Linked DNA regions of Mus musculus: all the other regions are linked to region 1. The links are chromatin loops, found by intact Hi-C in ENCODE. Cell type or tissue: left cerebral cortex. All regions are shown on one strand. Region 1 overlaps B230323A14Rik (RIKEN cDNA B230323A14 gene). Region 2 overlaps B230323A14Rik (RIKEN cDNA B230323A14 gene). Region 3 overlaps Gm3458 (predicted gene 3458). Region 4 has its middle 49 kb from the start of Mir3109.

What was found. Hi-C counts contacts between places; a loop is a spot of excess contacts. Peaks named below come from ENCODE experiments on the same cell type or tissue, not always from the same donor. Only the 100,000 strongest peaks of a DNase experiment are listed, where the experiment ranks them.
Region 2: it touches region 1 in a loop (2.5-fold over the local background); 2 of 42 quality-filtered maps call a loop at or near these places.
Region 3: a loop joins it to region 1, with 5 times the contacts of the local background. A loop is called at or near these places in 3 of 42 quality-filtered maps.
Region 4: a loop joins it to region 1, with 4 times the contacts of the local background. A loop is called at or near these places in 6 of 42 quality-filtered maps.

What each region holds. Positions count from the first base shown.
Region 1 is chr9:69,764,895-69,767,394 of GRCm38, forward strand. All of the region lies in intron 1 of B230323A14Rik (RIKEN cDNA B230323A14 gene), which reads left to right. Among named protein-coding and RNA genes, the nearest start is that of Gm31530, 1.3 kb to the right of the region's middle. In left cerebral cortex, no CTCF peak of the experiment used is centred here; a DNase peak (open chromatin) is centred at 1,429.
Region 2 is chr9:69,822,093-69,824,592 of GRCm38, forward strand. B230323A14Rik (RIKEN cDNA B230323A14 gene) reads left to right here. Exons shown (of 5, transcript NR_040765.1): 4 at 1,427-1,618. Among named protein-coding and RNA genes, the nearest start is that of Gm51684, 14 kb to the left of the region's middle. In left cerebral cortex, no CTCF peak of the experiment used is centred here; a DNase peak (open chromatin) is centred at 1,485.
Region 3 is chr9:71,209,720-71,212,219 of GRCm38, forward strand. Gm3458 (predicted gene 3458) reads right to left here. Exons shown (of 4, transcript NR_110518.1): 4 at 2,194-2,500. Among named protein-coding and RNA genes, the nearest start is that of Gm3458, 4.4 kb to the right of the region's middle. In left cerebral cortex, a CTCF peak has its summit at 1,346 (motif pointing right); a DNase peak (open chromatin) is centred at 1,360.
Region 4 is chr9:69,504,364-69,506,863 of GRCm38, forward strand. No RefSeq gene overlaps it. Among named protein-coding and RNA genes, the nearest start is that of Mir3109, 49 kb to the left of the region's middle. In left cerebral cortex, a CTCF peak has its summit at 1,400 (motif pointing right); a DNase peak (open chromatin) is centred at 1,316; H3K4me3 peaks cover 287 bases.

The sequences.
Region 1 (2,500 bases):
TCAGTACTAAACAAACTTCTTCAGCCTGTCAGTGGACAATTAAAAAAAAAAAAAATACCGTGCTGAATGTAGCAGGCTGTTTGTCCTGGGCAACTGTAAACCCCACCCCCACCCCCCAACACACACCTCATTCACCACCACCCTCTCCCCGCACGACTTTGCCTCGCTTTCCAGTTCTGGACCTCAGGCTTATTGGCTTGTCGGGTCTCTTGGACCGGACAGCAAGCACTCCTTGCAGGTTTTAGGGCCCCAGAGACTCGCGCGAGACACAAGAAGCATCCACCTTCGCTTTTCGCTAGCGACTTCCGTGGGATTTTGAACCTGCCCGACGACCCTGCCTCAGGAAGGAAGACTGAGTTGACAACACACGGTTCGCTCTTGTGCCAACCGCCAACTGTGGCTGGTATCAATCTTCAACCTAACGTCTCTGACAGCGGCCTCAGGGCTCTGTCATCATAGGGGCACACTTTTACACAGTAGCAGGGAAGATGCCTGGTAGGGAATTTGCGAACCATTTCATCCATTGGTGACTGCCACATGGGCTTAGAACCTTAACTCAGAACAGGAAGGCGGAAGTCAAACCTTTGACAATCCCGCTCCTTCCATTTACTACTTTAGTCTCCCTGGTTCCAAAGATTAGACTCCAATAGTCGCCCAACTCCCACAGTAAACTCAGATCCCAACAGATAAGGGGTGTCCCTCCAATCCCTTAGTGCCCACAAAGAAAATTTTCCCACCAGGAAACTGAGACCTCTGGCTGTGTCACTCTTCCCTGTTTGGGCCAGGAGGGGAAATGAGTTGAGCGACCACGCCCTGGACATCTTACCCAGTTATCCCCAGTAACTGCTCCAAGGTGTAGAGTGCCAGAGGTCTGGTTTTCCCTTTAACCCAAGCATAAAACAAATAGTAGCTAAAGTTGGGCGCTCCTCCTACTGCACCACCCCCAGTCCTAAGAATGGTTCTTTACAGGGAGCAAGCAATTTTAGTGGGGGGAGAAAACCGCTCCCCCCCCCCACCCCGCTCAACACAATGTCCTCTATTTGGAATCAATTTGCTAAATACCATTTGGTGTTCGCTTTGCTTGTGGCTTGCTCAGAGACCCCACAGCTTAAAATCTTAGTTTCCAAATCAAATGTCTATACAAACAGTTGCATAGATTTCATCTGAGCTTCACCGAACCTGACAGTGTGTGTGTGTGTCCAAAAAGCATTTGCCAAATATCCCTGGAAGAATTTCTGCTGCGTTTGGGGACAACCCCCTCCCCTTAAGTTTTGCTTTGCACTGTGTGAAATCGAAGACGGAACTCCAAGCTATTATTTTTATTGGACGGAATATTGCTAAAGCTACCTTGGTATTGAAGGGATTAGCTTGCTTTTTCTCCCAGCCCCTAACTCTGGGGTTAAGACAGCAGTGGATCAACTGTATAATGTGTGCACTGTTCGCTCATTTGTACAAGCAGAACAAAGGTTGGACTAAGCCAAATTGCATTGCACTTGTGAACCGAGTCCCGATGTGAAGTATCTTTTACAGCGGGGGAAAGAGAACAATTTCGTGTATGTCTAAAAGGGAGAAACAAAGCCACTTTCTCCAGCAGCTCAAAGTGAAGTATCCAGGCGTGACATTCCCAGGGTGAGGAGGGACAAAAGCAGGGTCAGGGGGATGAAAAAGAGAATCAAACAGCCACTTTCACATGCGTGCCCTCAACTGCTGCACCTCTCCATAATAGGAAACAAATGTTGTAAAAGCGGGGATTGCTTCCATTCATTCAAAATAGCAAATGATAGCTAAACAACATTGTCAAAACTGAATCAACTTCTGTGCAGTACCACCCAGAAAAAGGTATTGTGTTTTGTTTAATAGCAGGGTGGAGCGAAGGTTTTTTTCCCCCCTTCTAGAGGGAAGGGTAGAAAAATCACCCTCTTTTCAAATCAACCTCTTTGTCGGGAAGTATTTGTTTGCTTAGATTTTTTTTTTTAAACCAGGCTGTCTGGCTAGGCACTGTATTCTTAAAATATTATGGGGAGAGTTGCAAAAGTAGTTTTTGTTTTTATTGGTTTTACTTTCAGAAATTTGCAGGCAGTTAAACAGGAAAACTTTTTTTTTCAATTATTTGAATGTATTGGGGGTGGGGGGGGGAGGATTGACTGCAATACTTTTAAAGCTTGAATACAATTAATCAGGGGGACCGCAGACTTTTGAAATGAGGAATCTTTTGCACCCATACTATTTTATTGTGATTGGAACCCACCATACCAAATCTTCTTTAATTTGTTTTGAAAACAGGCAACCTGTGGGTCGCCAGCCTTAAAACCCTGCTTTGTTTTGTTTATTCAGGCTGGGGTGAAGGCTTAAACGGGGTGGCCCTGTGCAGTGTGTTTTCCTAATAGCAGAAACGGATCTCTCTTAAAAAAAAAAAAAAAAAAAAAAAAACCTACAGCTTTCAGATGGAGTAACTCTCGACGTTCCTGGTTAGGTTAAAACTATTCATTTATTCATTCAT
Region 2 (2,500 bases), 57 kb after region 1:
GGCTGTATGAGGAAAAGCTCCAGATACATGATGTTTCATTTAGTGTAACTCAGGCTAGTACTAATGTTACAACTAATACTTCATCAACAAATACGTTTTAGGTGTTTAAGATAATGTCTTCACAGTGAACTCCCAGAAGTAGTGACAACTGGGTCAAAGAGCTAAATCTTTTGTGAATGCGTGAGCACACATGCGTGTGTGTGTGTGTGTGTGTGTGTGTGTGTGTGTGTGTGTGTGTGTGTGTATAAGAGAGAGAGAGAGAGAGAGAGAGAGAGAGAGAGAGAGAGAGAGAGCATGTGTGTGAGTCTCTTCCTCCCTGGCAGTGGAATTACACATACTGCCACATCAATAGGTGTTTGCTTGTTTGTTTGTGTGTGTGTGTGTGTGTGTGTGTGTGTGTGTGTGTGTGTGTGTAAGAGAGAGAGAGCAAGAGAGCGAGCATGTGTGTGAGTCTCTCCCTCCCTGGCAGTGGAATTACACATACTGCCACATCAATAGGTGTTTGTTTGTTTGTTTGTTTGTTTTTAATGTGGGGTCTGGGGATTCAAACTCAAGTTGGTACATTTGGGTGCAAGCATTTTACCAATTAATTGCATTTCCTTCTGAGCCCCTAGTCTAAACTTAAGGCTTCTTGTGCCCATTTCTAAAGTTCCCCAGACAGTTCAAGGGAGACACAAGCTGGGTGTGGCTCGAGCATCTTCCTCCCAGAAGTGCTTTCCTGGGAGACAGAAACCTTTTGTGGGACTCACAAGGTTCTCACCAGTTCCAAGGGGAGGTTTTTCTCTCTCAGCTGGGCTGAGATCAAATACCTGTAAACACTTCCACATGCTGAAAATGACCCACTCTGAGCATCCCTCCTGCAGAAATGCAGCCTGCTTCACGCATCCTCAAGACAAAGTAGCCACCTAGCACCTGCTAAGAATTTGCTTGTGCAACAAGATTTCTCTAGAACTGTCTTCCTAATGTCAGAAATGGTGGTTTTTAAATTTTAGGCAATATACATTAAAGAAAAAAATTTTAACTGTCCTAGATAACTGGAAATAGGCCTTCTATGAAAGAACTATCTATATTCACCTATATACTTACCATGTATGTATATAATAGAATCATATACACACAACCAGACTTAAATCAACATAATGACCATGCTTGTCCGTCTTTGATAAAGGATGTTTAATAGCTCTCTTCTCAACACACACCCACACCCCCTCCCCCCCCCCCACACACACACCATTTTCAGTTACACTCCCTTTAAACAGGAGTATTTCCTGCTGTTACCATGGAAACAAAGGCTCCCTCCCCACCCACTTGCAACATTACATGCTGATGAACAGAAGTACTGAAAGTGGTGATGAACGGAAGTATTCAATTCTTCCACAAATGAGTCTATCTGTCTTGCTGCTGTCTTCCTCCGTTTGCCTTCCAGATTACTCAAAGCCATTTGAATTCCCAGTTTAGAGAATCCCTGGTGGATGGTCCACTGTTTCCAGAAGCACAGGGAACATCTGTGAAGAGAGTCACGAGCATCTTTGGCTATGGTGCTGTGCCAGTCTGATCCTGCAAGGCTTGCTTTCAGAATGCAGGCCAGCGCACGAGCTTGGACCAGCAGGCAGCAGAGGCAAGTAGTAGCTTGTTGTGACGCATATTCTTAGGACATCCTGGCCTCACTAAGTGCCCACTGGGTGGTTTGTAGCCCTGTTAAGAATAGACTAGTGGCGGGCTGGTGAGATGGCTCAGTGGGTAAGAGCACCCGACTGCTCTTCTGAAGGTCAGGAGTTCAAATCCTAACAACCACATGGTGGCTCACAACCATCCATAACAAGATCTGACTCCCTCTTCTGGAGTGTCTGAGGACAGCTACAGTGTACTTACATATAATAAATAAATAAATAAATGAATAAATAAATCTTAAAAAAAAAAGAATAGACCAGTGGCAACTGAAAGGGCAGTGAACATGCTAAAATACTGTAATCAGAGTTCTAGGGCATTGTTTTTCTCCTAACTCAGCATTTAGAGAAGTCACCCCTAACCCTGAAATGCTATTCACACAGAAATCTTCAAATAAAACATACTGTACCAAACGACAAAGGGGTACAGACAGGTGGATAGTTGTTCTAGAAGTGTTCAAATGTTTCTGCCTTCTTACTTACATGTTCCCAAGTACAACTAACACATTACACGTAGAGCCTCCAACATGCATGTTAGTGAAAAGTATAGAGAGCCATCCTTCTTCCCTAATCCATGTGGGCAAGCAGAACTGGTCAGATACCTCCGATGTCTCTTAGCTAGGGTCCTGATCATATGCATAAACAGGCCTTTCACAGAGTGGGTGGCTGATTCGCTCATTTTTGATTGATAATTAGGACTGGAAAAGAACAGATCAACACAAGCCACAAGGGCACAAACATCTGGGACACCTTTTAATGAGATACCCCAAACTCTCTTCAGTGGTAATTGCACAACAAGCACCAAGTAGCTTTCACAGTTGTTCTTGCAAATG
Region 3 (2,500 bases), 1.4 Mb after region 1:
GAGTTTTCTATTGGACCTCATGTTGGGAAACCCTGTGTTTATCTTTTGGAGTTTGTATCTGTTCCCATAGTGATCGAAAGTACAAAGAGACCCACAGAAGGCCCTACAGAAATAATTGAGGGACTTTTGTCTTTTCTGATATTGTCTTCCACAACCATTCTGCATTTCTCCTGAGGCTAGCCAATGGCTTTTCATATTTAGTTACTGTCATTCAAACGCACTACAAATTCAAGGATAGGGACATGTCACATAGGTGTGTGTGTGTGCATGCTCTTTATAAACTAGTATTTCCAGGTTTATCAACAGCAGACAGGAAGTCACAGTTCCCCTGAAGGGGGACATATGCATGCCTGAAGCAAGGCACCTTGTTGTTTGCTTCTGGGTGTCCAAAATGGATGCCCACGTCCTGTCCTTGAATGTCTCCTGTTTTGGCCCTGTGCCTTCCACACATTTATAGTTGAGAAGTAATTAACTTTCCTCCACTGCTACAAAGACATCTAGTATCCCTCATTTTCTTTTCAGCGGTCCCTCCCAGGATACAAGGGAGGACAAGGACTGTTCATTTGGTTTTGTTTTCCAGTGGCTCCGAATATGGGTCTTTATCCCCAACAGTACTGATGTTCCCATGAGAACACCTTATTCCCCCCAAGGATCCTTGGAGGTGAATGTCTACAAAAAGCCAGCACTTGGGAGGAAGTGTGTGCAGAGGAATGACAGAGCTCTACAGAAAGCAACAAGAGCTAAGAACTCTGTATCGAGGTGAGGGATTTTAAAAATGTAAACTCAGGAACATGAAGTGGGGAGGGGGTGATTTGAATTATATGTCAAGCACTTAAATGGTTGGAAAACATCTATTAATATCTCCAGACCTGGGAGGCTGAGATGGCTCAGCAGGTAAGAGGTACCTGCTGCCAAGCCTGACCACCCGACTGAGAGCCACAGGGTGGGAGGAGAGAACCAAAGCAACTTTCGAAAGCTGCTTTCTGACCTTCACACGCACAACATGGAGTGTGCGCTCACAGTCCTCCCCCAACACAATATAAATGTAAAAATCTCCTATCCTGATATCGATGTAGTAGTTGTGGCTAATCTGTGATTCACACAACTCTGTCTCTAAAAGTCGATGTGAGCAGGTTCTAAGTATATTCTCTATGGCAAATTTTATTTTTTAAGATATTTTAATGAAAGTCTTCCTTCTAAACCATCTTCTGTCTAAAATGTTTCTGAATCTCCATGATGTTTTCCTGCAAATTAATTCAAATGAAATTCTAGTAAGACGTCTTAGCATCAGACAGAACACAAGGAACCTTAAAACTCTTATTCACCTGCACATACACACCATCAGCTGCAGAGGGCGCTGATGCCATTTTCCTCAGGCCTGGCAGAAAAGATTGCCTGCTGGGATCTTCATTTCTTCCCTCTTTTAAAGGGTGGTTACTGATAAAACACAAAGCTCAACTGTATACCTTGATGACTCACTGTCATGTGTATATGAAGTAGAAATGGGTATTACAAAACCCACTTTTAAAATCATCTCCTGGAGTCCCCCAAACATGGAGGACCCTTTTCAAAAGGAAAGTATTGTGCTCTGTATTGAAGTCATAACCAGCTAGTCACCCACGTTCTGCAGCCGAAGATCATCCTTTCCATGGAATACAGTGACCAGAGGCCACAGTAAGGAACGAGGGAGTTAATATCTAGAGAATTTTTATAGCTAATAAATGGTCCAATCTCAGCCTCTTCTGGGCATTAGGAGGAAGAGCTAATTAAATGGGTGTTTAGATGGCCAATAAAAAAGTTAATATTGATGTTAAATAAGTGCATTTGTTTTATAGAATTTTCATAATAGGTCCAAAATACTTCATTAAACATTTCTGGATAAAAATAGGTAAAGCTCTTTATAAAAGCTCTTGTTAATGAATAAAATGTATTTCACTCTAAATATACTCTGTGTTAAGCTTGTCCGTTAGAGTTTTCAGGAAACATTTTAAATAAAGTGGCCAGGCCCATCCCACTGGAGATGGATGAGACCATTAGGAGACACTTAGGTTTGAAATGAGCTCTGAGATCATTCTGCATACAACCCAAGAGCCCTGATTTTTTTTTTTTTAATATTTCAAACAATGTGCCTCTTTCAAATCATTAGACTTAAAGACATTTAAGGAACTGATTCGATTAACCCAGATGATAGAAAGGCTATAACATGTGATTTATTTTTTTGAAGATAAATTACAATGCCAGCATATCAGTTGGAAAAGGTAGGCTGTCAACATGGTTAGTGATGGAAATGGGAAGGCCATTAAGCCGGCCATCTGACACAGAGACTCTTCCAGAACATAGAGGCTCGATGTCCCAGCTATCATTGAGACAAAGGTACCTTCCTGGAGAGGAATCTTTAGGTCCCACTCAGTTCCTTTGTTGATTTAGAAAGCACACTTCTTAATAAATACTTGCATAGTCTTAAAAGCGTCTGCTATGCAGCCCAAATTGTTATGGCTGT
Region 4 (2,500 bases), 260 kb before region 1:
CTCAAGAAAATAGTCTTCATTCATCAATTCCTTTTTAATATTATTATTGAGCTTTTAATTTCTTATATGAATAAGAAACTCTGTTACACTTTAAATGCCGAAATTAGTAATTTAAACTGTATAAAATTAAAGATATGTAATAAGTGCATGCTCATTTTCTCATCTCAAAGAGAAAGTTCTATGAATGATAACCACAGTGATTTCAAATTGTATTTATTTCTTTAAAAGCATTTTTTAAAAATTTATATCATGTGCATTGGTGTTTTGCCTGCATGTACATCTGTGTGAGAGTGCGAGTTACAGACAGTTTTGAGCCACCATGTGGGTGCCAGGAATTGAACCCAGGTCCTCTGGAAGAGCAGTTGGTGCTCTTAACCATTGAGCTATCTCTCCAGCCCTCAAAATATATTAATTTCTCAGCCCAGGTTTCCTGGTAAAATGCAACAATCTTCCCCAAATAACTTTATTTTTAGTGAACATTGAAGCATAAAAATGCTTTCAGAAGACTTTACTTAGAATATTATGTTTTACATAGTTAACATTACATTTTACATAGTTAACATTACATTTTACATAGTTAACATTATGTTTAACACTGTATTTTACATAGTTAGCATAACTAACTCCTTTAATGTCTTTTCTTTTGCTGAAATTCTCATGTCCAAGTATAAGAGGGAGGGTCTCAAAGAAAAACCACATTTCACCCAAGGACAGCAACCACTAAGGACTTAACCAACGGAAACATGTCTTTACAGCATGCTGGGGGGCCTCAGGCAGTGATGGGGACCGTGTTCAGCCTTCACACCGCCGCTGCCACCGCTGCCGCCGCCGCCGTTTTCATCGTCGTTGTCGTCTAGGCTCTATCTGAATCCCACCACTGGCATCTGACAGAGGTGTTGAGTCAGGGCATAAGCGGCGTTTCCCTTGTGACTTCCTGATGGGCACTTGGGGTTGGGTGCAAACTGTCTCTTTTCAAAGCACTTTCTGCTCTGTGGAAATTCTGTATGTACATTTTAAGCGTTCACATACATTTAAAAACTCTCACTTATTTCTTTACTTCAGTGAAATACACTTTTCAGTGCTTTTGGAGTTAGGAGGTGCCCAATGGCTTGGTCGTTACGGGGGTAACCAACTGCTTTCTGATTGGATTTGAGGCTCTCTTCAAAGGAGATCCATGCCTGTCACTGTAAACCTGCTCAAGAAAAGCCTGTGGCTGGGGATGTCAGAAGTCTAAGTGGAGAACATATTTACTGTTTGAAAAATAGATGCGATGTCAAAGTCTCCTCTAAATATTTATGTCTATACCCATAGATCAATGCTGTTCCGAAAATGAATGAATAAATAAATAATCATTAAAAAAAATGTTTTTTAGGACAGAAGTTGCATTGGTGAAGCCTGGTCACAAGAGGGCGCTCCAACAAAGCGTCTCAACTCATAATCGCCATCAAACACTGGTTTCTACAATTTTTTTCTGGTTGTATAACGAACAAACCTTATGTCACAAATATTGTTACAAATAAAAACCATATGTTTTTAAAAAAGGTTAGGAGGTTTGTCAGTGAGCCTTGCATGCAAGCCAAACTACTTTGATGAGCCGAAAGAACTTTGTAATTCCTCCACCAGTTTCAAAAAGGAGCAAACAATTTGCACACCTTTCTTGCTTTAACCGCAAAACAAAACCACACAAACTCGAAGCACATTAAGAGAAATTCCGTCTTCAAAGAAGACATGAAGTGTCTTTTTAAAAATACTAAGAACTATGATAAAAATATTTTAAAAACAAAACAAAACCTTGCTATCTAATCTGGATAGGACCATGGTAGAAAATACTGTCATAGCTTTTAGAGACATGGATAATTGAAAAAGAAAATACCACAAGCTATCTGCTGGTATCTGGAGCAAAGACCCACACCTCCAGATTGTATATCCTGATGGTTCTTGTGAGCATAATTGTGGAGAATAAACACTCTTTACCTCTAAACAGTTTTTACTGATAGTAAAGTAATTAGAATAATTTATGTGCCCTGGTGCTATTCAGACCACAGCTTTGCTTAAAGGAGGTTAAGTCAGTTATTGACCAGTATCAAGAGGGTATCCCCTCCCACCTTCTCCGGTGACATGTTTATGCCCAGCTGGCACTTCTAAATATTTAATAGAGAGGAAGAGATTCCGTTTAATTAGGCAGAGTGGATTGTTTAGTGCAGGTTACTCTTGTATCGGGTATAATGAAGAACGGAAAACACCCATTGAGCCACCTTTGAAGTCCCAGCTCCTTTAGGGGCCATTGTGAACTCAGCTTAATGGTGACTGTGTAGCTTCCATCCAGGGACTTGGTAATTCAGAGAGCTAAATCTAGGTGAAGTGACTGCATACAGCACCCACCCGTCCATGTTCAAAGACTCCCTTTTTCCTCCCCAATCAAAGCTCTTCCATCTTATGTTTGATTGGAGTATTGAGGTGGGGTTACAGAAAACTCACTGCTTTTATCATAGTCTTTCCC